4 separate regions of the Homo sapiens genome follow, and all the other regions are linked to region 4. The links are chromatin loops, found by intact Hi-C in ENCODE. Cell type or tissue: heart right ventricle. All regions are shown on one strand.

What was found. Peaks named below come from ENCODE experiments on the same cell type or tissue, not always from the same donor. Only the 100,000 strongest peaks of a DNase experiment are listed, where the experiment ranks them.
Region 1: it touches region 4 in a loop (2.2-fold over the local background); 6 of 110 quality-filtered maps call a loop at or near these places.
Region 2: it touches region 4 in a loop (2.4-fold over the local background); 2 of 110 quality-filtered maps call a loop at or near these places.
Region 3: a loop joins it to region 4, with 3 times the contacts of the local background. A loop is called at or near these places in 15 of 110 quality-filtered maps.

Annotation. Positions count from the first base shown.
Region 1 is chr15:83,890,067-83,898,066 of GRCh38, reverse strand. ADAMTSL3 (ADAMTS like 3) reads right to left here. Exons shown (of 30, transcript NM_207517.3): 11 at 7,820-7,958; 12 at 6,688-6,738; 13 at 5,179-5,383; 14 at 62-209. Among named protein-coding and RNA genes, the nearest start is that of ADAMTSL3, 240 kb to the right of the region's middle. In heart right ventricle, no CTCF peak of the experiment used is centred here; no DNase peak of the experiment used is centred here; H3K27ac peaks cover 1,269 bases.
Region 2 is chr15:84,006,558-84,014,557 of GRCh38, reverse strand. ADAMTSL3 (ADAMTS like 3) reads right to left here. Exons shown (of 30, transcript NM_207517.3): 24 at 1-16. Among named protein-coding and RNA genes, the nearest start is that of GOLGA6L4, 230 kb to the left of the region's middle. In heart right ventricle, no CTCF peak of the experiment used is centred here; a DNase peak (open chromatin) is centred at 4,757.
Region 3 is chr15:83,556,402-83,564,401 of GRCh38, reverse strand. SH3GL3 (SH3 domain containing GRB2 like 3, endophilin A3) reads right to left here. Exons shown (of 9, transcript NM_003027.5): 2 at 5,081-5,149. Among named protein-coding and RNA genes, the nearest start is that of ADAMTSL3, 94 kb to the left of the region's middle. In heart right ventricle, CTCF peaks have their summits at 4,640 and 4,842 (motif pointing right); a DNase peak (open chromatin) is centred at 4,861.
Region 4 is chr15:83,841,677-83,849,676 of GRCh38, reverse strand. The region is part of intron 7 of ADAMTSL3 (ADAMTS like 3); the gene reads right to left. Among named protein-coding and RNA genes, the nearest start is that of ADAMTSL3, 190 kb to the right of the region's middle. In heart right ventricle, no CTCF peak of the experiment used is centred here; no DNase peak of the experiment used is centred here; H3K27ac peaks cover 6,168 bases.

The DNA of each region.
Region 1 (8,000 bases), 48 kb before region 4:
TATTGGAATGGGAGCTGGAAAATACCATTTGATTTGAATTTACAGTGCACCACAGACTTACCTTTTGGTTTATAACACGGGATGGGAATGACACATTCTTCTTTGATGTGTAACTTCAGTTGTGGATTGCAGCCCCCAACATGCTCTCCGCGGTGGTTAATACACAGAACAACCCGGTACCGTAACCCTCGGCCACAAGTCACTGTGCACTTCAAAGAAGAAAAGAGAAGCCAACGCATTTCTTTTAAGAGAACCACAAAGGCATTATTTTATCGAATGCAAAGGAGAGCCATTGAACTACATAAATGTTAAACACAAAAGACTTTTAGACAAATATTATGTAAGGAAGGGTACAGAGGCTAATTTTCTGTGATACTTGTATTTCAGGGCCCCTCTTTTGTACAACCTTGTTCCACTTCTCAATTCAAAAAGTATTTAAGGTGAGATCATAGTTCAAGAAATTAAAAATGCCCTGAAATCTTACTGCTCAAATATCAAAGAAACTTGTTACAAGTTTTCTCAAGTTTGATTAAACGTTTACATGACCCTACCCAAAATAATTTTTGAAGACGAATGAAACCTTTCTGAACTGTCAATAAAAATATAATAAAATTCTAATGAATTATGCCAGAGGATTATTTTTCTATTCTGTCTATAGAAGTCAGTCTTGCAAAACTGCTACCATATAACGAGGCCATCAAAGAGTATTCAGCCAAACGCTATAGAAAAAAATACTATAGATGTATCCCCATACATCTATAACTGCCTGCAGTTAAAGTTAATAAAAACATTATGCTATTATTTTTCTGAATTTTTGTGAAGTTTGTGTTGTCAGCATTTTTTTTCTTGGATTATTTGTTTATGATTTGAAAGTTACTCTTGCCTATGAGTGGAATGTTTTCATGTCATATAAAAATCTAGAATAGCTTTTCAAATTTATCTGTTATGATTTGGCTCTGTGTCCCCACCCAAATCTCATCTTGAATTGTAATCCCCATAATCCCCACTTGTCATGGGAGGGACCTGGTAGAGGGTGATTGGATCATGGGGGCAGTTTTCCCCATGCTGGTCTCATGATAGTGAGTGAGTTCTCATAAGATCTGATGGTTTTATAAAGGGCTCTTCCCCTTTCATGCTCTCTCTCCGTCTCCCGCTGCCTTGTGAAGAAGGTACTTGCTTCTACTTCACCCTCCACCATCACTGTAAGTTTCCTGAGGCCTCCCCAGACATGTGGAACTGTGAGTCAATTAAACCTCTTTCATTTATAAATTAACCAGTCTCTGGTAGTATCTTTACAGCAGTGTGAGAATGGACTAATATAATCTGCATGTTGGGGAGTGTATATATGTACGCATTAAAAAAAATTGATAGACTATATTTTTTGAGGACCATATTGGGTTTATAGAAATATTGAGCAGACAGTACAGACAGCGCCAATCTTCCCCTTCACCCCTTTTTCCCCCTATGATTTTCCCTATTATTAACATCTTGCCTTAGTGTGGTGCCATTGTTCCAACCGATGAACCCCTATTAATACATCATTATTAACATAACTAATACATCATTTAATATATCATTATTAAATATTATCAAGTCCAGAGTTCACAATGTGGTTGTTGTCAGCTTTCTAAAATTTGTAATTTCTTATAATTTCCTTTCTGATTCTAAATAAACATTCTCTTCAATACTCAATATTTGTGTTTTATATTCTTGTTTTTGAGGAGTCCCCTCCAATCTGTACAAACTTCAGACCCCACTAATTCTGGATCCACCCCAGGGAGGGGCTGAGGGTTCTTGGTTGCCTTTGGTTACCTGCTATGGGACAGGCACCTCCTTCATTTGTTATCTCATGAATCCTCCCGACCCACTTCCGGGTCAGTAGCTTCAGGCTTATTGAACAGATAAGCAAATGGCCCACCATCTAAGGATCTTGCTCAAGGTCACACAGTTCCTAACAGGCAGAGTGGAATTTCCTCCCAGAGCCATCTATTGCCAAAGCCACGGCCAAGCCACCGCTTTAAGGAGCTTGAAAATTATTTTCTGACCCCCTAAGCACTTTGTACCTGGGTGTTGCTAGGGACAAGTTTCAAAGATATGTTTCGAGGATATGGAGGCCTTTCTCAGTGTACACACATCAGGCAGAATATTGGGAAATCTCTCTAGTTCATGATGCCACTCTTGAAACCACTGAACAAATACTTTAATGAGTTCAGCGAAGCTTGAGATTACCCTGTTTTTGGAAAATTGACTCACCTACCCCCAAATTTATCAATTTGAGATATATATATATATAATATTGAGTGGCTGTTTTAGCCAAGAAAGAAAAAAATTCACCCAAAAAGAAAGAAAACAGTACAAGATATAACTATACTACAACTGGTTAATCCAAAGGAGTATCCTCTCCTTTTAAACCGCCGTTCTGGGAAGCCGGACACTTCCCCTAATGGCACTGTCACTGTTTACAACGGTTCCAGAACTCCTCTGTGGAGCTGCATATGTCCTCGATGATGGAAAATCCTCATCACTGAGAATATATTTGATTTTTGAAAAAAGTGAAAAGTATTAAGGGTGAAGTATGGTGAATGAGAAGAGCTAGTTAACATCCTCTATTCTGATAATATACATAATGATAAAGTCATGATATTTATGGGGATGGAGAGTGATATAAAAGCTCTAAAGCCAACATAAAACATATGGCTAGGACTTATGAGAGCTGAAAACAAGCTCTGCAGTTGTAGAAATAATGTTGATTGGGGGCTGAAAAAGTGAAAGTCCCTAATGTCTCGATAACAAATCCTTTTGCAGCTGAGATGATATTTTTTGCTTTCAACAAAATAGAAAGAGGACTTAAATTGCCAGTAGAAAGACCCTTAAAAATAATTTTTGATGATAGACCATCACATGAATTCTGGCACGTAACTCAAGAGTTCAAAGAACAAACCGACCTTGCTAAAATAAAATCCTTCCATCCCGGTCTATTGATTTATGTGAACAAGCTTTCCCAGTGTATACATGCAAAGGCAAACAAAACAAAATAAGAAACCAATAGAAAAAATTAACAATAAAATCATTGCTGAACACATGGCTCATTCTGATGATGAATATATGGACTATTTTTTAAGTTCCACTTATCTTCTATCAAGATATATTAATGCATGTACACGATGAACTAAGTGTGTATTCAAATGAAAATGTAATTTTTATGTGTTATTCTTATTTACCAAACTTTGAAATATATATATATATATGTTATTTTGACTGTGTATTAAAATTAACTCAATTCAGAGGAATATTTTAAATACTTAGGGCCTTATGGCCACAGGAAAGTAAAATAAATTAATTTCAATGATCATATATATTTTCTTGGAGAGAAGTAGAATAGTGTAATTAAAAAAAGACTTTAAAGCATAAAAATACATTATATTAGAATAAAATTCTGTGGGGAGAGTAGATTGCAAATGTGAGTTCAAAGGGAGAAATATGCTCAACATCCAAATTGTTAAAGAAGAGCTCGCCCCTGTATTTTTTAAATGAAAGATGGCAAAGACAGAAATTATCATGGCATTTAAATTCCACTAGACAGATTTTTTTGAATGCTGCAACACTCTTATTTTAAAATGTCAACATTCACAACATGTTGAAATGATATTCTTTGTAATTATTTAAACTTGTGATAGGAAATTTCAGATGTCAACCTAAATATATGTGAAGAAATACGTAATTCTCTAATCTTCTTTTTAGGGAGTATGTGACCAAAAATTAATTGGTAACTTCTTCCCCAGCAAGTTTGAATAAAGTTCTTACAGGGTGATGATGTTTAGTCTGGGGATATCAGAAAAAGATTAATATGGTCTTTACCTGACACTTGTCCTTCAGGTTCAAGTGCTACCTCCTTTCTGAAGCTTTCCTGACACCTTCAGATGGAGTGAATCATTCCACCTTGTGCCTCTGAAGTACTGGGCACATGACACTACTCATGCACAATACAATACTGTAACACAACTTTGTTTGCATGCATGTCTGTGCAACTAGATTCTAAGCTTTTGGGTGGTTGGAGCAAGTTGTATTTACTTCTTAGTATGGTAGCTGACCCATTGAATAAATATATGAATAGATATATTAATGCACATATATGATGAACTAAGTGTGCAGAAATCACTTAAGAAAGCTGGAGAAACTTGAGTCAACTACATCTCACTCTCTAGAAAATTAAAGGATTAAGATTAAATAATTAAATACCAATGTCTGCATTTTTCATCTTTGACTAATCCGGCTGCATTTTATTTGTTCTGGAGGCTTACTCAGTCATCTCTTTAGAAAGTGAAAACTACGCTAATTTGACATGAACCTTGTTATACCTCTGAGGTGTCTTCCTTCTTCTGTTTTCTTTTTTCATACAACTTGACCCCACGGATGATTTCTAAATAGGCTGCCCGCCTCTGGTCTTTCCCAATGTTAGGCTATCTTGCCTCAATTACTTAAAATATATTATGTCTTCACAAAAATTGTGAAGGTTCTTAGTGGCTACTGGATCAAGGACACACACTTTCATGTCGTGTCAGCATTTCCAACTTAATCTCCCAATTCTTAGTAACATGGGCCATCTCTTCAATCTCTTAATCTTCCAGTTCTTAGTATCATGGGTCATCTCTTCAAATCTTCAACTTTGAGTCACTTCTTGTCATTACTGCCTTTGCTCAAGCCATCTCTGTTTGGCCATCTCCCTAACACTAACCCTAACCCAGTGATGTTTCTCAGGTTCTTGCTTGTTTACATTCTTCAAAGAATTTAAACAATTTAAATTGTAATTCTTGCTTGTTTAAATTATTCAAAGATGGATTAGGCACCACAAGGGCAACAAATAATTCCTGATTGACTCTGCTTCAACATTTGTTCTTTACAGATTTGTTCTTTACAGTACTTAATATTAATTACGCTGGTAATTGTATGGAAATATTATTATTAATGTCCTTAATATTAATTATCCTTACCTACCATGATGCTTGTGGTCTTTCTTCCCTCGTCCTCCAACTGTCTTCCTAAGCTCTTTGGAGTAGGAACCATGCTCTTTTACCACTTTTTTTTTGTCTCCATGCTGTCTAGCACCATGGTGGGCATATAGAAAATATCCCTTAAAATATGAGAATTAATTAAAAGTGGCATATTCTCAAATCTTACCTGAGACCACTCCATGGCAATCCACTTGGGGCAATCAAACAGATTACAAGTTTGCATAACCTTGGGTTTGGGTGCGTACATGCACTTCCATTCTTCCACCTGCAATATCTCTCCATGCATGGATTCCTCTACACACACAAAGCTCCGTCTCTGAATCCCTCCTCCACAGGACACGGAACATGCAGTCCAAGGATTATGTTCCCAGCTCAAAAGCAAACAAATAAAATTATATTATTTATTTGTTGTTTGTTTGAAGTTTGCAAAGATGGTGGCAAAAAGTATGGCCTTAAGGTATCAATTGTGGTTCAGCTGAATGAGCCTGGGACTGGGAGTCATAAGACTTTATACTTTTTTTTGTTGAGACAGAGTCTCGCTCTGTCACCCAGGCTGGAGTGCAATGGCGCAATCTTGGCTCACTGCAACCTCTGCCTCCCGGGTTCAAGCAATTCTCCTGCCTCAGCCTCCCTAGTAGCTGGGATTACAGGCATGCGCCACCACGCCCGGCTAATTTTTGTATTTTTAGTATAGACAGGGTTTCACAATGTTGGCCAGGCTAATCTAGAACTCCTGACCTCGTGATCCGCCTGCCTCAGCATCCCAAAGTGCTGGGATTACAGGCATGAGCCACTGTGCCCAGCCTTTTTTAAATTTTAATTAATTTAGTTTTTTTTTTAAGATGGAGTCTCTTTCTGTCACCCAGGCTGGAGTGCAGTGGCAAGATCTTGGCTCACTGCAACCTCTGCCTCCTGGGTTCAAGCTATTCTCCTGCTTCAGCCTCTCAAGTAGCTGGGATTACAGGCACCTGCCACCAAGCCCGGCTAATTTTTCTACGTTTTAGTAGAGATGGGGTTTCGCCATGTTGGCCAGGCTGGTCTTGAACTCCTGACCTCAAGTGATCCGCCTGCCTTAGCCTCCCAAAGTGCTGGGATTACAGGCATGTGCCACCACGCCCGGCCAAGACTTTATTCTTAACTGCCACACACAAATTCTTGTCACAAGGTACTTAGCTCCTCACATCCGGGGTTTCTGTCAACTGGGAATAATATACCTTCCCTATTTACCCTTCATAAGACCATTGTGAAAATTAAATCAATTAAAACATACAGTGTGGCTGCATCTTCAAACTGCCTCTAAACTGTTAAATACTAATGGACAATATTATTAGAGAATCACAGAACCTCAGAGTCAGGAAGGACCATACTACTCATCTCGGTATAAAAGGGGATTAAAATTTCTGATTAATTGCAACACTTGAGCTCCTGCTATAATACTCAGTTGTCCAAGATATGCTTGACAGCTCTAGCGATGGGAAACATCATCTTTTGAGGCAGTCTATTCCATCTAATTCTTAGAAAGATTTTTCCTATTATTGAGTAGAAGTCTGTTTTCCCTTAGCTCTATAAAGTATTTAATATCTAACCCTCATACATTTTAGGCTATTGCTACAGATGCTACAGTTCCTTGCAAACTACTTAAATTGCAAAAAGGAAAAGGAAACATATAACTCACCGAGGAAGAGGTTGGAAGTGGTCATAGGGCATTATCTCTTTAAATCCATCACTACAAATGAAATCATTGTGAGAATATCATTTCTATAATAAATTAACACATTCATTAATTGACGAATATAATATTTGACATCCCAAGAGACAGAGCTCTTCCAAATTGGAAACTAAAAATATCAAGTGTTATCAACCATTCCCAAAAATTCAGCCACCATCTCTTTAGTTGTCAAGAATATCTACGACACAAATTCCCCAGTTCTATTTGAAAATGTAGAAAACTAAACTAGCAGTATATTAATCAAAGGAGAAAAGTATCTTGCAATTTCAATAAATTTATTCCTTTTTATAATCATTACTCTCTTAATATATTAGTGATATTAACACACTGTCCTATTAGTAGGCTCTTCAGAAAACCACTTTATTTCACAGAATTTGTCCTTTGAAAGGTCTCTATTAATAATTATGTTCAACCAGGCTTACAGGAAATGTGCAGTTCAGTAACAGGAAATGAAATCCACTGAGAACGCTTCCTTTTCCACTTGCACACTTCTTCCTAAGCCAGCTGGCAGATATCTGGAGGATTCTGGGACTTGATATTGTTCTGTTATTTTAAGGTATTGTAGTAAGCCAGGAAACTTCCCCAGGCAATCCAAGTCAGCAGGTACTAAATTATGCAATAGGATAGTTTACACATAGCTTTTTATACTTTGGCATTAAAACTTTTACTTCCTTGCACAATGCATTATTTATACTGAATTTAATATGAATACTTCAAAAGCCAAAAGATGATAATGAGTGACCCAGTTTAAAAGCTAAAGTGGTGAGTGAAAGATATTTATGATTGGCAGATGGACTAGACATTTTACTTGGATGAAGAGAGCAGGAGCTGTTCAAAAGGGTTCATTATAAAAAAACTTAGGAACACATAGCCCACGACAAGAGAAAGCTAGACTTTCATTCCTAATGAATGTGTCCTAATTCCTATGCACCATAGTTACAAATGTGAATGTAGGCACCTGCCGCCAGTAGACAAAGCCAGGAAATGGAAATGTATTGCCCTGCAAAGATTGATCAGTCTCAGTTGAAGCTGATTTGTTTCTTTTTGAAGTAAAAAGGGTGTGGACAATGACACAAACCTTGATGGGCAGGGATCCATGCTGCATTCCTTCAGTTTTGGTTTTGGTTTTACATTTTCAGGGTAGTAGTGACAATAATGGTCAGGAACTACCCTCTTCAAGCGGATATCCACACATTCAGCAGAATTGAGCTGATAACCTAAAGTGTTAGAAAAGGCAAGTCTGAATATTGCATCCGTTT
Region 2 (8,000 bases), 160 kb before region 4:
TTAGGCTGAGGGACACCTTTGGAACAAAAACAAATATGACAAAGGCAATTCCTTTAAGAACAGGGCCACAGAACCACTTGACAAATACCATTCACTGTTTTGACCGTAAGTCAGCATATGGGTTTAATCATATATAATAGGAAAAATGGCTATTTCTATTTCTATAGCTACTCTATGGCAGATGGAGGATCCTCTTAAAGCAAAGGGCTTTGGTCTACAGGGCATGTGACTGGTTTACACATATAAGTTATGGAATGGAAACCAAGGAGTAGGATTGCTCTGTATTGGGAAGGGAGAGAATTTTGAAGGTGGGTAGGGTAGTGGGAGTGTGGTTGGAAAGAAGGAGTCGGTGAAGCTGGGGGAATGTGGAGGTAGAGACACAGTGAGAAACTCCCAGGGGGTAGGTTGTCACAAGGAAGTCTTTGGAAAACATAAATATTTCCTAGAGGTCTTTAAGTTGTTTGCTGTGCATAAGCAATGAAACATTCCTCCCTCAGGAAGAATATACAACATCCAGGGAAACAGAGTTCATTAATTCTTTGTAAAGGAGGATAACTTCAGGGAGCAAAAGTAAGTGCTGAGTTTCAATTCCGGGTCAATGCAGTGAGATGCAGGGACTGTAAGCAACATTGCAGGAGCCTGGACACAGAGGGGAACATGAGGAATTGAAAGAATTTCTTTCCCCAAGTCTTCAGAAGGCTTAGCATTTTGCTGGGCTTTGGAATTTAAGATTCAGAGGAATAGAGAAATTTCATTTGGTTCTTCTTCTTCTTCTTTGCTTTTTCTTTTTGAGATGGAGGCTCCCTCTGTCACCTAGCCTGGAGTGCAGTGGCACAATCTTGGCTCACTGCAACCTCCTGGGCTCAAGTGACCCTCCCTTCCTCAGCCTCCAAGTAGCTGGGACTACAGGTGCAAGCCATCACACCCAGCTAATTTTTGTAATTTTTGTAAAGACAGGGTTTCATCATGTTCCTCAGGGTCGTCTTGAACTCCTGGGCTCAAGCGATCCCCCGCCTCAGCCTCCCACTGCACCTGACCTCATCTGGCTCTTAAGAGCTGGAATAGCTTCAGATGATGCCAAGATTGCTCTAGACAACTGTTTTGGGGGATGTTTTCTCCTCTTACAGTGCTCTGGTTAGTGAGAATGGAGAAGCCATGGTATGGTTTTCTGACTTAAAAAATAGATGCGACCGCTATTATCATGACATGTGCAACACACCTTACAGTAGGCAAAATGCGTGCTCCATGAACATGGTGACACTTGAATTCTCATAGTTATTCCTATTTCCTGGGAGGCAGTCATTGTTAGCTGTATCTCACAATTGAGGAACCTGGTAAGCCTTTTGACTTCAGGTCCAGTTCTGTCCATTACATCAAGCTGATTATTCAAGTCTCTTAAGGAAGTCATTGTGTGGCTTTGGAGGAAACTGTTATCTAGAAATGCTTAAATTTACTTGTAGAAACCTAAGACTGATATTGGCACTGAAGTATTGCCTGAAAACTCAAGGTGAAAAAAAGACTAAATTTCTATTCAAAGAGGAGGTGGAAATGCATAGGGGGAGCACTATCTTGGCTGGGTTGGGGTGAGGCTTTGTTTTCATTCTCAATAGTTATTAGTTCTGTAGCCTTGGGCAAAGCCCTTTAGATTTCAACTGTGTCGTCTGTGAAAGGAATCTGAAAGAAGAGTAGGAACTTCATTATGTTCAGATATACTATTTGAAGTTTTCAAAATTGGAGTCTGAGATGGTTGCCCTTGGGACTTTTTGTCCTTAATCCTGTGGCTTTGTATGATCCAAGTATGGTAGGCAGAATTCTAAAGACATTGCCCCAAGATTCTCATCCTTTCATTACTCAATCAAATGTCAATCTAGGCACTGGTGTGAAGGAATTTGCAGATGTAATTAAGGTTACTAATCAGTTGGCCTTAAAATGGGGAGATATCTGGTTGGGCCCATTGTAATTCTATAAGTCCCTAAAATCAGAAGAGAAGGACAGAAGCTGTCAGGGACATATGGAGAAAGAGAAAGTAGGAGAGATGAGGCAGAAGAGGAGTTCAGAGAGATTCAAAGTGTCAGAGCAACCTAACCCACCATTGCTAGTTTTAAAGATAAAAGGGACCTGAGCTGGGGAGTGCAGGTGGCCTCTAAAAGCTGAGAGTGGCCTTCAGCTGACAGCTATCAAGAAAATGGGAACTTCAGTTCTAAAATGATAAGGGATTCAGCCAATAACCTGAAGAAGCTTGGAAGCAGATTTATTCCCAGAGCCTCCAAAAAGGAATGCAGCCATGCCACCACCTTGATCTTGGCCTTAGATACTCTAAGTGTAACAGTCAGTTCAGCAATTCTGTGCAACATAGGTGACATAATATATGGGTATTGTTTTAAGCTTCTAAGTTTGTGTTAATTTGTTACAGCAGCAATAGAAAACCAATACACCGAGAGATTTGTTTTAAATATTGTTATAAAAACTAGGCTAGCCCTAAATAGCTGAAGGAATGCTAATCACATGTGCATATATCTTTTTTAGCATTTTCTTCTACACATATACACATACAGAAAGTTTAAGCTTTCTGAAAGGTCACAGCTATTAAACATTGGAGCTGAGATTTATACCAATACAATTTGATTCAGAACCTTTCTTAACCACAACATAGGTAGATGTTATACATCTCTTAATATATTTATTCCAATGCATGTTATAGTTCTTTGTTGTTGCAGTAAACAAGATTTTAAAAAATGTATTTCATAGTTGTTTATTGCCAACACTTAGGAAAGCTATAAGCATCTGCATATTTATCTTGTTTCTAGTCATCTTACTGAACTTTATTATTTTGAATAGTTTTTCTAATTGATTTTCTTGTTTTTTAAGGTAAATAATTATATCATTTGCACATAATGACAATTTTCTCTTCCTTTCCAATATGTATACTTCTGATTTCTTTTTCTTGTCTTATTGTATTAGTGTCTCCAGAACAATGCTGAATAATAACCACTATAGCAGGTACGTTAGACTGAATATTTGTGTCCCTCCCCACCACATCTTGATCTTGGACCTCCTTCAACATGAAAAGCTTAATCTTGGACTTCCCATCCTCCAGAACTGTAAGAAACAAATTTTCTGTTGTTTATAAGCTACTCAGTCTATAGCATTTTTCTTATAGCAGCCCCAGTGGTCTAAGACAGCAGGCATATTTGTCTTGTTTCCAACTTTAATGGGAATATTACTAATGTTTCTTTCTTAAGCATGATGCTTTTTTTGGTATATAAATTTCCTTCTATTTCTAGCCTACAAGAAAATTTCTCAGTCTTTGAGTTTAACATTTAATTTGCTTATTTTAAAGTAAATCATTTAAAGCTGTTAATTTTATTCTGAGTACAGCTTTGGCTACATATCTTATGTTTTGAAATGCAATACAACTATTGCCATTATTTCATTCACTTGAAAAATGTTTATGGAGTGCCTACTCTATGTAAGACTCTGTGGCAATGCTAAGGATATAATGGTAAACTAAGTTCCTCACGGACCTTAATCTAGAGTGGGCCCATGCATCAAAACAGCCAGCTGCAATTCAAAGAGATAAGAGCGTGCAATAAAGGTAAAATACTGGATGCCACTGGAGCACAGAAGCTGTACCTCATGTAGACTGGAGAGAAAGGGAAGATACCTGCAAGGAGGAACATAGAGTGCAGATGTAGGAAAGCATGGGAACAGGAGCAGGAGCCAGACTTTTCATGGTATAGTGCCTTGTTTTTTGATTGAATGTATTACCTGGATCACCTATCCCCAACTTTTAAAAAGTTAATAATGGAGCTCAGAAACAACTTTGATTTAACTTCTTGTTAAATTTTCTCTTGGGGTCCCTTTTAGCTCTAAGATATGTGTGAGATCAATTCATTCATTCATCCATCTATTCTTTCATATATTATTTAATTCACTCTCATTATTCACTCTCTATGACCAGAATTCTTTTATAGCATTATTACTGCATTAATCTCAGTTCTCCACAGCAGATCATGAGTATAGGCCTGGCAAAGATTAGATGTGTGAATGTTTGCTGAATGCATAAATGAATAAACTAGGGAATGCATTTACTAGAAGAAAACCATATTCTATCCCAAAGATACATCAGCGTGACTTTTTTGGTTATTCATACCAATGCTCTCTTCCAAGCAGCAAAGATAATAAAGCACTGACTGTATAGTAAAATCCTCATAAACTCAGACACTATTATTTTGGAATCTATGGTAATTTAGAGAAGGGCTATACTAGCTAGGAAGAGAAAAAAATCTCCTTACATATTTGAGGGCAAAAGTGCAAATCATTTCAGAAATTCCTTCAAATACTTCACTGGCCTCCACAACATATACACAATTGTTATGTGAGTATAAATCGACATTTATAAATTAAAGTGGTTGCCTTTAAGACCCTAAGCAATTCTCGCTTAAATGACTGAACATTTCTAAAAGCAATTCATAGACTTGAAAGCATTTTACAATTCAGGGATGTTTATTAATTCAGACTTGCCTCTTACAATCAGTCCAAATTAGTGAGGTTTTCTCAAGACATAAAGCCTCTTACAGTGAAAGACCCTAAACAATCTCAGATACATTGGCTTATTCATTATTCCTCCACGGTAAGAAGCTGGTAAGCGGTGCTGTCAATTCTACATTGAAACAAGGTTTACCAGAGGCCTTCAGCCAGGCTAAACAAGCTGTGTGGAGATCTCCAGGGAGAGCATTTCCGGCAGAGGGAACAGCAAGTACCTTGGCCCTGAAACGGGGTCCTCAACCCGGGGACCATGAGACTCACGTGGGTCCACAGATAGGATTCAGGAGTCGGTGACCTTTTCACCAACTCTAGTTGAAATGTAGCACTTCTATCAATTATGAATGTAAGCACAGACCAAGGTAGTAGTATCTTTAACTCTCTCACCAATGGAAGTCACAGATATTTTCGTATCACATTACAAGTGTGACCAGCTCTCTCAAAATATTTTTTATGCCAACACTACTTCAAAAATATGGTAACTATTGGACCCAATGCTAGATTTTGAATTTGATGCATTAGTAATGAAGTACATATATTATTCGATCACACATTTGGTTTATTAATATTTTGATACCTATATTTTTATTATAATTGGTTTTCTTTAAATGCAGTATATTTTATTTTATACCTTTGAAAATATTATTTCAGAAGTAGTACCATAGGCTTCATCAGACTGGTCCAGGACACATTCCTCCAATTTTGGAGGAAAGTAAAAGAGCATGTGGCTGCAGGGATGTGAGCCAGGAAAAGAGCAGTAGGTGACAAGGTCAGAGAAGTGGCAGGTGGGGCTCAGGTCATAGCCTGATAGGTCATCGTAAGGCTTTGGTTTCTATTCCAAAGATTTTGAAGAATGGCATGAGCTGACTTGTGTTTCTAAAGGACTGCTTTGACAGCTATGTTGATTGCAGGGGGCAAGGGCAGAGGCAGGGAGACCAGTGAGGAACCTGTCAAGATAATCCAGCCTAGAGATGACGGTGACTTGGACCAGTGTAGTGGCAATGAACGTGGTAAGAGACGGTCAGATTCTGGGCCTATTCTGAAGGTAGAGCAGACAAAATTTGATGGGGGTGGGGTAGTGTGAGAGAGGAAAGCGAGTAAAAACCGACTCCAGGATTTGTGGCTCAAGCAAATTAAATAACTGCCTTGTCATTCACTGAGATGAGGGACACTATGAGAGAAGTAAGTTTGGGAGCAGAACTCAGGAGAGCAGTTTTGGACATGTTAAGTTTGAAATAACTATTACATATCCACGGAGAGATGCTGAGCAGGCATGTGGACATGTTAATCTAGAGCTTAGGGGAAAGGTCTGTGCTGAAAATATAAATTTAACAGTTTCCAGCATACAGATGTCATATTTGAGTCCTTCTGCAGGTATGGGACCAATAGGGAGAGAGTATATATAGAGAAGAGAAAACGTCTGAGGACTGAGGCCTCGGGTAGTTCAACTTAGAGATCAGGGACAAGAGGTGGGACAAAGGAGGCTACACAGGAACAGATACTATGGTAGGTAGAAAACAAAGTGGTTTCCTCAAAGCAGAGAAGGAGGGCGTAGCAACTGTCCAATGCTAGTGTAGTCAAACGAGCAAGTAAGGTAAGGCCTAAGAACTCACCACGGGGCCTGGTGTGGTGGCTCACACCTGTAATCTCAGCATTGTGGGAGGCCGAGGTGGGCAGATCACCTGCGGTCAGGAGTTCGAGGCCAGCCTGGGCAACATGGTGAAACCCTGTCTCTACTAAAAATACAAAAAACATTTAGCCTGTAATCCCAGCTTCTCGGGAGGCTGAGGCAGGAGAATTGCTTGAACCCAGGAGGTAGAGGTTGCAGTGAGCCAAGATCACACCACTGCACTCCAGCCTGGGCAACAGAGTGAGAATCTGTCTCAAAAAACAAACAAACAAACCTGACAACTGAAGTTAGCAATTCACACTTACATGGTAAGCTGTTGGTGACCTTGACAATAGCTATGAAGGTAATGGTATGGAGAATGTTTGGTTGGAGTGGATTCAAGAGAGAATGAAGAGAAATGAAATTGAAGACAGCAAGTATAAACTACTCTTGAGGCACTTTGCTATAAATGGAAATCAAGAACTAAGGCAATAGCTGGAGAGGGAAGTGGAGTCCAGGGCAGGGAATTTAGGGATGGCTTTGCTCACCTGGAATACTTATCTCATCTCCCTATTTCCACCCTTGCCTTCCTTTTACTCTCTGATTTTTTACAGTCTATTTTCAACACAATAGCCATAGTATTTCTTCTAAAAGGTAGCTCAGATCATGACACTCCTTTGCTTAGAATCCTCTAATGGCTTCCATCTCACTTAGAACAAAAAATAAACTGCTTATGATGTTTTATGATCTGCTAACATACATGGTCTTCCCTCAACCCTTGCCCACCAACCACCTCAAAACACAGAAAAAAAACAGAGCCAGAGAGAGATGGATTTTTATTTTTTTAGTGATGGGGTCTCACTGGGCTGGAGTGCAGTGGCTATGCACAGGCATGATCATAGCATACGGAAGCTTCAAACTTCTGGGCTCCAGGGATCCTCCCATCTCAGCCTCCTGAATAGCTGGAACTATAGGTATGCATCATTGTGCCTGGCTAAGGGGTGGATTCTTGACTAAATCATTTAAGTTCCTGAATCCAGATGTATCTAAAATTATGTCCAGAGTGTCTACACTCCAGAACTTTTCGGTTTTATTAGCCAATAGTTCCTCCATTTTTTCTTAAGCCAGTTCGAGGTGGTTCTCTGTTCCACGTGACCATGGGAGTCTAGACTAAAAACTAAGGTATGAAAACAACCAAGATGGCCAAACAGCCATGCCAGCGCAAGCTTCTCAGAACAAACTGACAAAGTTACATTCCAAAAGAAAATGTCAGAAATAGGAAGTTTGAAATGAAGAGCACAGGACCACACCAGAGTACAGGACCAAGTCCTTCCTTCACACTACACACTGTCCCAGGGGCCATTTCATCTACTTTGGGAAATATAGTGATAATTCCTATGCTGAAAACTCCCACATCTACCTATCCAGTCTTAATCTCTCCCTTGAATTCAAGACTCCTGGACATCTCCCATTGGCACAACATGTCCCACAGGCACCTCAAACTCCGTAAGTCCCATAGTGAACTCCAACTCCCTCTCCTACCCCACAGGTCTGTTCAGCACCTAGAAGCATCGTTACACGTGTAAACATTTTCAAAGAACTGAACAGGCCAGAGGAAATTCAGACAGATTTCTTCGCACCACTGCTCTTTATGGTGTTTCAAAATAACACATTTGCTCTGTTGCAACAGCTATAAAACGTCAGAAATAGTTTAAACTTATTTATCTAACCTTAAAGACAGGCTATTTCCCCCAAGACTTGCAGCTCTGATATATTCAACATTCTGTTTCCACAATGCTGAAATTGTTTTGGAAGACAAATGTTGTGGAAAAAAGTTCAGAGCCGG
Region 3 (8,000 bases), 290 kb after region 4:
TGCAATAATGAAGAATAACTATTATGAGAAATTCACAACACCTATTTGAAAAACCACATTCTTAGATGGGAAAACTCAATTTTGTAAAGATATGCATTCTTCCCAAATTAACATGCAAAATTCATTCAAATCCCATCATAATTTCAATTTTTTCTTTTTTTTGTTAAAATTTGGCAAGCTGATAGTAAAGTGAGTCTTCATACTATATACATGATTAAAAATATCAACCTAAAAAAATCAGACTATAAAACGACTAACATACAGACAACAGTATTTTGAAATACTGGAGTGGGAAGAAACTTCTAACCAGGACCTGAAATTCAAATGTCATAAATAAAAAGACCAAAATTCTGACTCCGTAAAAACTTAAAAACTGAACATGAAAAGACATAGAGTATGTGAAGTTTGACAAAAGTGGCATAATATTCTAAACTCCCATTTAAACAAACAAGAAAGAAGGAAAAGGCTGGGCACGGTGGGACACACCTGTAATCCCAGCACTCTGGGAGGCTGAGGCAGGTGGATCACCTGAGGTCAGCAGTTCAAGACCAGGCTGGCCAATATGGTGAAATCCTATCTCTACAAAAATGCAAAAATTAGCCGGGCATGATGACGGGTGCCTATAATCCCAGCTATTTTGGAGGCTGAGGTGGGAGAATCGCTTGAACCTGGAAGGTGGAGGTTGCAGTGAGCCGAGATCACGCCACTACACTCCAGCCTGGGCAACAGAGCGAGACTCCATGTCTTAAAAAGAAAGAAGGAAAAGAGGAAAAACACAAGCTGCCTACAAAGATTTGAAAAAAATATTCAGAACTGTAAATAAAAAGGAGATGCTTTACATTCTCCAGATTGATAAAAACATTTTTAAAATCAGTTATACTCAATATCAGGTATTATATGGGTGTGGAGTAACACACAACAGGAATGCAAAATGATACGTTTTTGGAGATCAAGGGAGAAGTGCTTATTAATGGGCATATTAATAAACCAGCTATTATACTTCTAAGGATTTGTCCTTTTAGAAACACACGAGCAAATTGCAGTGAAGGAAAAACATGTTTGTTAGGCCATTTTATGTAATATTGAAAATGGAAATCAACAGGAGACTGATGGATAAATTATGAAACATCCAAGTAAAGGAATACTCTTTAATCATAAGGAAAAAAAATAAGGAAGATCGACATTCAAAGTACATACATAGAAAGCAAGCAAGCTGCAGAATGATTTATAATAGAAGACAAATCATTTTTGTAATTTAGAAAACTATGATCCTGCCAGGGTCACAAGTTTGCAACCAAGCAATCTTATCCAGCCTGAAATCGTATTTGTTCCCCTTAGGTAAATACATTAATTTGGGCTAAATAAATTAATCTGGAGCCCCAGGAAAGTTTTAAAAGACAGTACAGAAATGATAAAAAAGGAGTCAAACCTATATTACTGATACTTGTGTGCTGTGTGTGCAAGTGGGCATGTGAGTGTGCGTTTGGCCTAGTAACAAGTTTTGTGACTTTGAGCTCTCTTTGGTATGTTCAGCTATTTGCCAAGATTGTTGAAATGTTTAAGAGAATCTGATTAACTAAATATGTCTTATTAGTCACAAGAAATGTAAGGGCTTAGGAAAATGCTGTTAATAGATTTTATGTAAAGTTTGAGGGAGTCCTGTACCTTGCCTTTGTGATTATAGCTTGAAATGTCTAAGGGAATTTGCTTAATTATATAACTGGTGGTAAATATTTAAGGATTGAATCTGTTAAGCTTATGTGTTAATTAATGCAACCTCAAATGAAAATTAACTATAATGATTTTCATCATATAGCAAAATTACTAAATTTGGAAACAAGATTCATAAGTTCAGTTTAAAGCTTAAGAAAAATGAGGATTTTAGATTTATAATGTAACAAATTAGATATTAATTAAAATATAACTTAGAGTGCTCCCTTTGATATATACAACCCTTTTTGGACATGAAAAGCCACCACAAAGCTAAGAGTCATCTCTGAAAGATGATGATGAGAGGAATTAGAATGGGGATATTTTCTACTTCAGATCTTTTTTATATCTTTTGAAACAAAAAAGCCCAAGAAACAAATGACCAAAAACTTGCAGGTACCTTGTAGGCCCTGACATGCACATACTGGAGCTGCCTCCACACCAGCCCAAGCATCAAAACTAGAAATAAACCCTTTACAAATTGAAGAGTAAACATATTGGCTAATGTGGAGTCAAGATGAGCATTCAAAACAAAACAAAAAAACAACAACAAAAACTCATGTAGCTTAAAAACAAAATCTCCCTCCTAGAATAACTAGGGACACTATAGTGTGTGTGTGTGTGTGTGTGTGTGTGTGTGTGTGTGTGTGTGTGTGTGTGTTGTGTGTGTGTGTCTGTTCAAGTCAACCAAATGCTATGCAAATATCCTGCCAAACCATTAAGAAAAATAGAGGGAAGCAGAATGGTAAAAATTATTTTTTGTGAAGTCAACCTGGTATGACAGCATCTTGGTTAGTTAAGTCTGGAATTTCTGTTTAATGCTGGCACCCTGCCCATGAGGTGTCCCAAGGCCTGTGCCACTGACTCCCTTAGGCCCAGTCCCTGAGTGAGAGAGCTGCTAGCAGCTCTCATTTCTGACACTTATTTACAGCATTCTCTTTAAAAAATGCTATCAGTGGGCATATCCTCTTTCTTCTTCTTTATGTAATTTGTTTGTGTTTTTCCTTTTTCTCCCTCTTGGCCTCACTTGGTAGAGGTTTGTTGTCTTACAGCTTTTCTAAAGCTCTTGGCTTCATTGTTTCGATCTTTTGTGGTTATTGTTTTCTATTTTATTAATCTCTTTTTTTATCCATATTGATTTCTACCTTCTACCTAGAGTGATTTAATTTGCTGTTATTTTCCTAGCTTCTTGGATTGCATGATTTATTCATTTTCTCCCAACATTTATTTTCTTTAAATACATTTACAGTTTAGCCACATATCACAGGTTTTGACATACAGAATTGTCACTCATGCCTAAATAATGTCATTTTACTTTCCATTTCCTCTTTAAACTAAGAATTATTTTTACATATTTTTAAATTTCCAAACATCCAGAATTTAGAAGCTCTACTTTCCCTTATAATTCTTATGTTCTATGGAATCACTTTGGGAAATTTATCGAGTTTTTTTTTCTATAACCTAGTACATAATTGATAACCATATTTGTTCCAAAGGAATTTGAAAAATATGCACATTCTCCATTTGGGGAATGCAGATATCTATATTTATTTATAATCAAAGTTATTAATCATATTTTATGCAAATCCTCCATGAGCCTATTGATTATTGTCAGTTTAATCTATTATTTTATGAGAGAGGTATGTGAAGTCTACTTCTATTTTTATCAACTGTCTATGTATTTCTGACAGTTTCTACCTTAAAAATTCAGATGCTATGTTATGTAGTGCAGAATGGTTCATAACTATTATAATTTCCTGATAGACTACATTGACTGTATCTTTTTATAATTAAAAAGCTTTTTTAATTTAGTGCTTCTCTTGCATCAAATTTTATTTTGATTTTACTATTGTTCCTCTATTTTTATATGGTTAGCATTAATTATAGAATATTTTTTCCCATTACTTTCTCATTTCTGTATCATTTATTAGGTGGGTCTAATACCATCTAATGCATCTCTTCTGGAAAGTTTTAAAACTTCTGGTCATGTATTATATGTTTCCATGCTTTTCACTGCTGTAATAAAACAGATAATAGACTTTATATTTCTTCTGTAACTCACTGGGGTTTTTGGAGGTAAAAGGAGGTAAGCAAGAAGGATCTCAATCCATCAACCAAAACTAAAACTCTGGAAAAATGCTTTTAAATTTAACATTTCAACTGAATCATTTTGTTAGTAACAAAGCTATACATCACCTATTTGTATATTAAGAGTTTTTTTTAAGTAATTTAAGGTATGTCAATGGTGTGAACATGTTTCCATGGTTTTAAGGTTCAGAAATTAAGTTTTCTTTCAAAAGCAAAAACAAAATAAGCTTTTCTCCCTCAAGGCATTAACATTTCTAGACATTTAATAGTTCTCATCCAGAAAACAGAGAACTCCCTGGAAGATGAGCTGGCCAGAGCCAAGGTATCCTGGGGAGATACTCTCCCAGGCAGTGCGCAGCCTGGGGCTGGACTTCCTTCCCCAGCACCTGCTGACATCTCTGCTACCTACTGTATCTGCAGCCTTGATGTTACACCTGAGGGTGGATGCCTTGCTTCATTTCCTCCCTCTCTCCTCTGGGGTGGGGGGTCTAATTATTAAAACAAGGCTATGTTTAAAGGGCCCAGACAATGAGCAAAGAAACAGTATGTTGTTAATACTGGTGGTTCTAGTTCTGCCTCCACCTGAGCAACTCCACACAGCTGACTGGGAAACATGTTAAGGGACAGAGATGATACCATTTTTCTTTGGAGCATGTTACAATCATTTCTGTCTCAAGCCCGTCATATTTTTTGTAAGTTATTTCAAATACGTTAATGTTTGCATAATTCTCACAAAATCCATGTGAGACAAGCAGGGCACACTTGTCATCTCTGTATCAGTTCAAAAAGATGAATTCACTTATCCAAGTTCACACTCTGGTTCTACAGGCAGAACCAGGATAAAAGTTACTTGCTATGCAGCTCCTGCAACACATGGGAGCAGAGCCCAAGTCTTCCACACGGTAAATAAATCATTCTGCATTTCAAAAAATCTTGTCCCAGAAATACATTTTGATTCTCCAAAACATATACTACCAATTACTTTGGCCTTGCAGTAACTGCCAAGATTGCCCATCTTTTGCACATTCTGACTTCTGGCCACTAGAGGGTACCAGTTAGCCACATCGATCTCATTACTCGACCTGCCCAAACTGCATGTGGCTACAGGGGGAGGATCTGATTTGGGCTGGGACGTGGGAAAGTACTGCCTTGTAGATTGCATAATCCACACCTATATTTAAACATCCTAGATTTCCACTCGAATATCCTTTACAATAGCAGTATATCTCATATCACAATGAAAGTCAGTTTCTAATCAATTTACATATTAAAATGCTCTTACCCTTTCCATGTCAAGAAATTCATCGTCTAGTTTAGTTCCTTCAGCACCACTTATTTTTTCACTAAATAGCTGCAGAAATAAACATAAATAATTGCATTGTACAATGATTTCTTGTCACAGTTTTTTACCTAAATTATTAAAAACAGAAACAAAAAAACTTGGATTCAACTTGTTGGATTTTTTGAACTAACTCCTTTAAGAAAATTGTTGGAAGGGGTAACCATATCTAAAGGCACAGGAAGACATACATTTCTCATGCAGTCAACAGATATTTATTATGCACCTACTATGTGTAAAACACATGGTAAGTGCTGTAGGACATAGACAAGAGAGATACTTGTCATCAAGGAACACACAGTTCACCCAAAGAGTCAACACACAAACATTCAATTAAAAAACAAGAAAAGAACAATAAGAACCATTAAAAAATAATAGTACTAGAGACAAATTACTGTAAATGAACTAAGTGGTAGTCACTTCAGTGATGCACAGAATGGACTTTGAGAGCCCACGGCACTGGGAGTAGGTTCATGCGGGATGTGTTTCCTAGAAGATGTGGCATTTGAGCTGGCATTTTAAGGATAGAGAACATTTCATCGGGCGGCACTGAAGGAAAGGCCTTCTGGGATGAGGCATGGAAAAAAGAGCCAGGGGCAGGAATGGATAGGACAGGTTTTCTCAGCCTCGGCTTTATTGATATTTGTAGCAGATAATTATCTGTTGTGGGGGCTGTCCTGTGCACTGCAAGATGTTTAACAGCAACCCTGGTCTCTGCTTGCTAAAGGCCAGTACTACAAGCATGGACACACACACACATATACACACACACACACACACGGTTGTAACAACCAAAAATGTTGCCCAAGAGCTGAGGACAATTTGTGTATGGCCAATGTGCTAAGAAAAAAAAACAGCAATAAATTGTGTTTAACTGTGAAAACTAGTGCACAAGGAAGAATGGAGGAAAATAAAATCTGAAAGTTACGCAACGCCCAGAGCACAGGGATTCTCAAATGCCAAGCTAAAGAGTACGAGTGAGAGATCCCTAAAGAGTCTTCATCAAACACAGAGAAACCCTTTAGAAAAGCAAGTCTGGCACCAGTAGGGTTGGATTAAAGAACGAGGAAGACAAATTGGAAGAAGAAAATAAGTTCAATCATTTTCTTTAGCAAAACACATTAACATAATCTACGCCCTTAAAATAGTAATATGAATATGCAAATCCACAGTAAGGGAGGTGCCATCAATTAAAGGTGAAAAGATGGCAGGTTGTTTTAAATACAAGTGTAGTTACTACTACTATTACACATGCGGTATTACTATTTAATAGGAAAAATATAAGTGGAGATAGTATTTTACTTAAATTCGAAGTGTGAGAAGGAATTTCTTGAAGACAACAGATACAGAAGACTACAAAATGGCCAGGGTTCTCCATCCTCCCTGTCCTGCGTCTTTACAGTTCCTCCGAGCTAGAGTTGGAGTCTATCTTCCCACCTAGTGAATCTGGGCTGGGCTTGTGACTTGTTTTGACCCCACAGAAACAAGCCTAGCTAGGCAGGAAGAGATCTTGTGTGCTTCTACTCACTCTCTAGAAACACTGTTGCTACCCTGTGAACAAGCAAGCCCAGGCAAATTAACTGAATGGAGAGAAACAAGTGGCCCAGACACCCACCAAGGTACAACCAGTCCATCCCCAGAATCAGAGCCACCCAGCTGACCTGCAGGTGACTGCAGTAACGTGAGAGACCCCAGCTGAGATCAGCCCCATCTGCTGAGGCATGGGAACAGGAGTCCAATAAACGGTATTGCTTTAAACCACTGAATTTTGGAGTGGTTTGCCACATAATAGAAGTTATCTGGTACACTGAACAAGAATCCTTACTTTTCAGGCTGAGTACAGAAGTCAGAGAGAATTAACCTAATGTCTTGATACAAGGCATAACTTCCAATAGAAAAAATGAAAAATTTCATTTCCACACACCAAGCAGTGTTTTAACAGATGTGTCCATCAGTTAACTCTCCTAAACATTTTCATTGTTGTTGTTCAGTAGTGAAATCATCCAACATATTGGTTCTCAACTTTGGAGGTAATAGCCTGAGGATCTAAGGAAAGTTACACAATCTCTCCTGGGGTGGGGAGTGGCACCTCCACGTTTTGTTGCCATGGTAGAGTACAAAAGTGGCCACAGGCTTTGCAGCTCCTCTCATTAAGAAGTCTATTTTTCCACGCTTCGACTTGCTTTGGCCAATAGAAGAGTGTAAACCACACTGTATAGCTATAAATTCCAAATCAGTACTCACAAAGAGGCTCTACAGATACTTCTGCTCACTCTGTCAGGTCCGCTGTGACTGCTTCCACCTGACCAAGTCTGGGCTGCCTTGTTGGAGAATGAAAGACCACGTGGATCAGAGATCAGCCATCCCACCTGAGCAACCTCGGGCCATCAAGCCCTCAGCTCACCTGGCAGCTGACCGGCAACAGGTGAGTGAGCCCAGCAGCGATCAACCACACCAGCACATCCACCCACCCAGTGCTCCCAGCCCAAATTGCTGACCCACAGAATCATAAACTAAATGAACTTTTTTTTTTGTCTTAAGTCGCTGTGTTTTCGGATGGTGTGTTATATAGCAAAAGCTGACTGATACAGTGGCCTGCATTTCCTGTGACTATTGAAACCACAGAAGCCCACATGTAGATCCACGTTTTAAAATAACCATTTGAAAATCCCTTTGGCTTGGAGAGTTGGACCCGAAATCCCTTTAATCCGAACGAGTTCGCACTTGTTCAGGTTTTACTTGTTCTATTTTCAGAAACCAAAATGTCTAATAGAAGGAGTAGTGTTTCTACTTTCAAGAACAGAAACTAGTGACATGAATATATCTTGTTTGAAAAGACAACATATGGGATCATTTTCAACAG
Region 4 (8,000 bases):
TAAAGGACCCCCTTGGCCTGGAGGTAGACCTGGAGCTGGAGGCGATGATAAAGAGAGGAAGCAATTGTAAGTACAGTAAGAAAGAGCAGACTGCTGCTTGTGGTTCAGCACAAGCTCAGTATAGACTGCCTGAAACCTCCTATCAGAAGAATGCAGATGGCATTGCCAAGCAGGTCTGATTCTAAGCCTGCTTTGAAATCCTATATTTTCTATTGGTCTATAAGCCAATTATTGAAAACACAGCGGACGGTGGCTGGGCGTGGTGGCTCATGCCTGTAATCCCAGGACTTTGGGAGGTTAAGGTAGGAGATCACTTGAGGTTAGCAGTTTGAGATCAGCCTGGGCAACATAGTGAGACCTTGTCTCAACAAAAAATTTAAAAATTAGCCAGGTGTGGTGGTACATGCCTGTAGTGCCAGCTACTTAAGAGGCTGAGGCAGGAGGATTCCTTGAACCCAGAAGGTCGAGGCTGCAGTGAGCCAGGATTATGCTATTGCATTCAGCCTAGGCGACCGTGTCTAATTTAAAAAAGAAAACATATAAGATGGAGAGAAAAGGCTTCCTCTCCATCCCATCTTATGGTGTCGCTAACAGTAGGCTCATGTCTGGGACACCTAGATTTGTTGTTGATGGTGGTAACTGGTTCCTGTTGATCACATTCATTGTCTGGAATTATTCCAAAACTGTCTTATTGAAATTTGGTGGTAAGAGATTCTTGATAATCTCTTGGAATAGGAATACCTGTTCCAAGGGGTTGTTATGAGTGTTCAATGAGGTAATATATGCAAAGGGCTTAGAAAAGAACCTGGTGCCAATTAGGCGTTGGGTAAGTATAAGTTATTATTAAAACCATGTTGAGCACTTACTCTGCCACCAGGCAACATGCTAAGAAACTTGAGATAAGTTACCTCATTCATTCTAATGAAAACTCATTTCTATAATTAAGACAATTAAAATTTTATAAGGTTAAAGTGACTTGCCCAAGATCACGGTGCTCCTAAGCATTAGAACCAGGGTAAGGACCCAAAACTACACTTTTAAATCCTTCTACTATGAGACCAAGTGATGCTGTATAAACTCAAATTCACTCATCACACAGAGTTTCATTTTATGGGTTTCACTTGTTTGATTTTGCAATCACTGGACTGACCTAAGATTCACTGACTTTCCCTCCCACACATAAATGCTCAAGTCCAGCTGTTCCATCATATTTTTTCTATGTCTCATTTCCTGCTGGATATCACAGCTTTGCTAAGTAGCAAGATGTACAGGAAATAAATTGTCCACACAATATTAACTAATCAATAAACATCAGTTTCAGCCCAGAAGCACTGTAATTTATATCAGATCATTTATTTTCACTATAAAGTTCAACCGGAACTACATCAACCTAAATATATACATTCCAAGGTAAAACAAGGAAAAGGATGTCTTAGTGACTCTCACTTTGACAACCTCATCCCCACTTTCTATTTTTGTTTTGTTTATTTTTTTATTTTTTTGGTGTGTGTTTTTTTAGTTGGTTGGGTTTTTTTTTCTGAACAAAATTTTCTGTCGAGTATTTTTCATGTTACATTTATAGAACCTGCATTTATTTTCTCCTTCTGCTATTTAGATTCAAACACACACACACACCATTCCCAAGGCATAAAGTAGTTTTTTTAAAAAATAAGAAAACTTTTTAAATACATGCTAATGCTAATAATTTGAACCCTATAGAAAATTGCAAAAAAAAAATAGGTTTTATTTTTAAGGAATGCATTTTTTAAAATGAGATAATGTTGTGACAACATTTTGTAAACTGAAAAAAAAAAAAGTGTTTGTTAATTCCCTCACACACCCATAACTATTTGTCATCACTTAGACTAAAAAGAGTTACCGAGGCAGGGCATGGTGGCTCACACCTGTAATCCCAGCACTTTGGGAGGCTGATGCAAGTGGATCACCTGAAGTCAGGAGTTCAAGACCAGCCTGACCAACATGGTGAAACTCCATCTCTACTAAAAATACAAAATTAGCCGGGCATGGTGGCACGTGACTGTAATCCCAGCTATTCAGGAGGCTGAGGCAGGAGAATCACTTGAACCCAGGAGGTAGAGGCTGCAGTGAACTGAGATTGCACCATTGCACTCCAGCCTGGGCAACAAAAGCAAAACTCCATCTCAAAAAAAAAAAAAAAAAGTTACCTGGCATGGTATTGTACAGAACAGGGTCTGCACAATTTTTCAAAAGTAGGATAGTAAGGTTTGCTTCAAGCTCATCTGTCATTCTGTAGGAGCAGTGGGGGATTTTGGAAGGCGAAAAAAGGAAAAGTCAATGGGTAGCAACACTGATTCTGCAGCTGGAGGACTGTCTATACACTACTTTGCAAATGGGGGTGAGAAAAATGCAGTATGCCAGTAAGCAAAAGTAGAAAAAGCAAATGTAGGAAATTAACAGCAAATTTTTTACAAAAGAAGGAAGGAACACAGCAGAGCTTTGCCTTGTTGAGAACAATCGGCTGCAAACTGAAAACTGACCAGCATGCCTTGAGCTGTTAGGCCACATTACTAAAGTCTCTGATTGCTCAATCTGCAAATGAGTATCTTCAGCCCTTAGCTCCTATGCAGAAACATCTGCTCCCAACCTGACGTATGTTTATTTACTGGCCTAAACTGCCTTTACCTCAAAAGACCATGGTAACAGGCAGACTGACCAATAATGTATGCCTCTGTGCTTATTGGCAGGGCTAGCTTTGGAACAGCATGCAGGAGATGGGACTATGTCACACAGCATCTAATAACAAATATCTGTCCAGATGTTCTCGAGCATCATAGTGTAACTCTCATTTTCTGCCCTTTATAATACTGCCTCTAAGAAATCAGGAGGCTGGTGAGGATAAAACAGTCATCTGCCTTCTGACTCTGTAGTGGGGCATCAGACACTGAAAAGCAGAGGCGTTAACCAAAGGCATGCACCAGTGGCCACCTGGGAAGTTTGGCAACCTGCAATTGCCCAGATTTACCCCTCAAAATTCTAGGGTGGGGCCTGAGGATTAGAACATGGGACAAGTTCCCCAAGTGCTCCTGATGTGCACCCTGGGTTAGGAACCATGGAGCTGGCTGGGCTCTGCCAAGGGGAAACAAGGGGTGGGTTGGCTGAGGCAGCCTTTGCTCCCCTCTGACTCCATTTCTGTGCTATCTTTGTTCCCTGTCCCACCACTCTAAGCCTCGGTGCACCTCTCGCCTCATGCTCATCTCGCCGTCCTTGGAAGACACTTTGGGAGGGTGGTTAAGCACATGAACTCTGAGGTCAGAACCATCTTGACCACTCACCAGTTGTGAGACCTTGACCAAGGTGCTTAATTTCACTGAGCCTATTTCTCCATTTGTTAAATGGGGAGGGTATAGTAGTACCTACCTTGCAGGGTTATGTTAAGAATAAATAATGTCACACATAACAAATACATAGCACAGTGTAAGCATACAAACCCTGGGGGCCATTATTATTACTATTATTTTCCCAATAAGTATTTTTACTAATAATCCCAGTGCTCTCAGCTGGTCAGCAGGTGTCAGGTCTCCTGGGTGACCACGGGTGTTGCAGTGCTTGGCTACTAATAAGCTGCTTCTGATTTTAATTCACATTCCTCAAGGACTGCTTCCATAGGGATGCTGGTCTAAGTGGGCTCTTCAATTCTGTGTAGGTCAAGTCGACACACCTTTACTGGAAACATACTGGGTGCCAGGTACTGGGCCAGGTGCATGAGGTTCTTGAGGAGCTCACATACCAATGAGGGGGTCAGTGCAAAAACTAAACCTCCCTCTTGCAGGTTGTGACAATAACATGTTAAAAGGCAACCAAGTAGCAGTTCATGGGAGATAAGAGGAAACCTCACACCAACTCATTCTTGTGGTGTATCTAAAATTTCCTGGGCCCTTTAAGAATAAAGACAAGCCATCACTGTCAAGCCCTTTATTAAAAGTTTGGAAAATTGCTTCATATAAGTTCCTGGGACTTCTTTCTCTAAACTCCATTCAATCCTAAGATCTATTTTTTTTTAACAATGAACAAATTACACACACTTAATAGATTTTCAGAGCTAGAAGATTTCTTATAAATTGTCCATGCTCACTGTGCAGATGAAAAAGTTGAGGTCGCAGTAAGTGAAGCATCTTGCCTAAGAAGATAGATTGTCAGAGGCCAAACTGAGGTTATTACCCCAGTCTTTGGCTTCCAGTCCAGTTCTATTGCACAATATCATTTAGTCCCACTGAAATCATAACAGGAAGCAGAATCATCTCCAGCGAAGGCCATGTATTCATTTGTTCAACATTAACTGAGCTCCTAGGATGTGTTCAGTACTGCACTAGCACTAGGAATAAAATGGTGGACATCATAGACATGGTGCCTGCTCTTGCAAAGCTTACTAGTGGGAGAGGCAAACTAGACAAATAAATGAAATAACCACTTCTTTCCCTAAAGGCTAAGCAAGAACTAAACAGAAAAGAGAAGGGCCTACTTTACGTAGAGTGGTCAAAGAAAGCCTCTCTGAGGAGGCGACACTTGTGCTCAACGTTGAGAAAGAGGTAACTACGTTGAAGAGCAGGGAGACACATGGTCCAGGTTCAGGGATGGGTCGGTGCAAAGGCCCATCGGGGGAATGGGCACCTGACATTCTGGAATCTCCCAGAAAGCCAGTGTAACTGGGGATTAGGGAATGAGGAGCAGATGGCAGCACATGATGTAACACAGGGGCCAGATGATACAGGCTTTAAAGGCTTTGGAGAGGGACGCGGATTTCATCATAGGTGTAAGGTGATTCATGAAGAGGCCAGGGAGTTCACAGTCTGTCTGCTTCTCCATGTAAAATACAATCTATGACATTCCTTTGCAACACAGTCTACATGCTATTTTTCCATTATCTCTCTTCATGCACAGGGCCAGAAGACAAACAAAACCATGCAAAAGAGCTAGGCAAGGACTAGAACCCAGGAGTCTTTATTTCTAGTCACAGAGTCTTCCTTCCAGGCCACACTCTCCCTTGCTGAATTAAATGGAGGAGGGTGAAACTTTTAATTCCATTAAAAGGAACAGGGTCTTTGGTTTGAATATTCCTTTCTCAATCGCAGTTCTGATAGAAGAGTATGACCAGCCAGAATCTCACCCTAGAAAGACGAATGTGGAGGTAGAAAGAGATGATGTGGGAAGACAGGAGAATGAAAACCAATTCATGTTACCATGTTAGCAGACCCTTTATATCCTACACAATCTTCCTTGCTATGGAATAAGTTAAATTTGTAAATGGTTTTTGGGAGTGACAGTCAAAGGAGAAATGAACAGTGGATGAAGGGAAAAAATCTTAAGAATTACACTGTGAGGCAGCCCCATGATCCACCTAGCCCAGGATTCTATTTGTGTCAAGGAATGCATTAGAAGAGTGTGTGTTTATCTTCATACTGCCAAAACTTGAGCAAAATGCTGGTGTTCCCAGTTGGCCTTAGGTATCACTGTATCAATAGGCTTGGCTGCCACCATGTAAAAATGGACAAAAAGCTTAGAATAGACAAGCCGATCTTGTTTATTTGCCTCACACACGTGTGCCCTGATGTGGACAAGACCAAAATAAGGAACAAACCTGGAAATACAACTAAGTTTCTAAATGCCAAGTCAAGACTCTCTAAACAGATATGTTTGTTGTTGTTTTTACAGCTTTCTCTCTTTAATACCTGAGTGGCCTCTAGTTTCCTTTTCCAACATCCAAAGCTGTTTATGTTGGTTGTCAGTTCCGTCTCTCTCCTCCTCCCTCTGAACAGGAAATCTGTATGTTGTATCTGGATAAATTTCTGATATTTTTCATAGCAAAGGTTTTGGCTCCAGGCTCTTACACCTTGTGTCTGCCTCACTGCGTGATGGAAATGATATTCTGTGTGCAGCCTTGTGCACATTCTCCAGTGCAGGGCTGTGCCAACAGCATCTCGTTGCCATGTCCTGACTCAGGGTGAGTCCCAGGGAAGATTGGAATGAATTCTTGGCAAGGTGTGGATGTAGGAGCTGCGTAGATTCTGCAGGCTCCAGTGATGCACACTCAGGGGGAGACATGGCTTCATTTCCTACATTTCTTTCACACAAAGCATGATTATAGGGAAGTGCTTCCATATGGCCTAGGGAAAAAATCCCAGCCAAAAACAGCTTCAGCTGGTCAGTTTCAGAGCTGTAACAAACATGATGGGGCCATAATTAGAATCAAGATGGTGAAGGACTGTGTTTTCACGCAGGCAGGAATCTTTGCTACCTTTAGCCTTAGCTCAAGCGCATGCATACGGAACCTGATAACATGCCAGCATCCTGTGGGATGTTCCTGGCTTATACCATGTCACTCATGCCCTGCACTGAAGGATCTGTGCCCTCCAGTTCCCCTTTCTACGTAGAAATTGATTTTTTTTAAAAAAAAGGACATTTTAGGGGTTCTTAACCTGGAATGTCCTAAACAGGCATCAGGGGTCTGAGAACCCCACAAAAAAATCAGAATGGCAAATGTGGGGCTTATAAATACACATGCATTTTCCTGGAAAGAAAATGCATAACTTTTAATAGATTCTCAAAAGCATATGTAATCCAAAAGCTGAAAATCAAGAGACAGAGAGAGAGAGAATAATGAACTACCTTGCATTTCAGTACCTCTTCTGCACACTTCTCCAAATAAGACTGCCCTTTGGCACAATTTCATCTGGCATTTACCCTGGTTCAATTAGAATTATCTCAAGTTCTAATCTTTCTTGGACCCTGACAAAACGAGGTATTTTCTGATGAGATTTCCAAACTTTCTAAGGCCAACACTAACTCTACGTACTTCCATTACACCGGGATCTGGCTATTGTCTTTCTCCCTTACTCCCCTCATCCACATGCCTTCCTGGATGAACACTTCTCAGTATAGCCTCTCTTCAAACTGTGTTCACTGATCTGAGTCCTAAAACTTTGGTTTGTCCTACAATCACTCTGTTTTCACACTTTCAACGTTTTCCTCCATACCAAGCAGTAGCTCTCTTAAAATCAATCCCCAGACGGACTGATTGTTGATTTTCAAATATGTTTACAAATACCCACATTTACACTTAAAGTATGTAAGAGGTATTGAAAGGGGCAAAGTTCCCTTATCCCCCTCTCAGGGCATGCAACAGGAGGAGTGGCTTGCTTCTTCCGTGCCCAGCAGCTCAAGCCCCTAGGGGGAGCATGCAGACGGGCAGGTTATGGGGAGCTTGGGGCTCCAACCCCAAGGCAGCGTCTAGAGTTGAATGTTTACAGCTCCCAAAGTTCCAGCATGTGTTACAGTGTGCTCTTTCAGCTTAGCTGTCCGCAGGTGGCTTCTGTTAATCAGCTCAGTTAGAACCTCTGCCTTTTCTCAAGGACAGAGGGCTTTCGGTATCGCAGCGCTTTCTGTATCCCTTGCCACTCCATCCCCCTTCTGCCTCCTCATCCATCTGCTGAGAGCTACCTCCACCATTCAATAAACCTTTGCACTCATTCTCCAAGCCCATGTGTGATCCATTTTTTCCAGTACCATGGGCTTGGAGAATGAGTGCAAGGTTTTATTGAATGGTAGAGGTAGCTCTCAGTAGATGGATGGGAAGGCAGAAGGGGGATGGGGAGGCAGAAGGGGGATGGAGTGGGAAGGTGGTCTTCCCCTGGAGTCGGGTCGCTTAGCAGCTAGGATCTCGTCCGTCCGCCCTCGGCCAAATTTCCCCCTGAGTCTCTGTCGTTCCACTGTCAATGGCCTGTCGGCGTCTGTGTGTTCTTCTGCCAGTGTGTTCCTCTCAACATCCAGTCACTTGTGTGTGTGACTGCTAGGGTCTTGGGGTTTTTATAGACACAGAATGGGGGGCATGGCAGGCCAGAGTGGCCTTGGAAAATGCAACATTTGGGTGTGAGGACAGGGACTCTGTTTTCAGAGTCCCTGTCCTCACCCAGGCCAGTGGGCACAGGCCCAAGGGCGGAGCCCTAGCCAGGAACCCCGCCCTT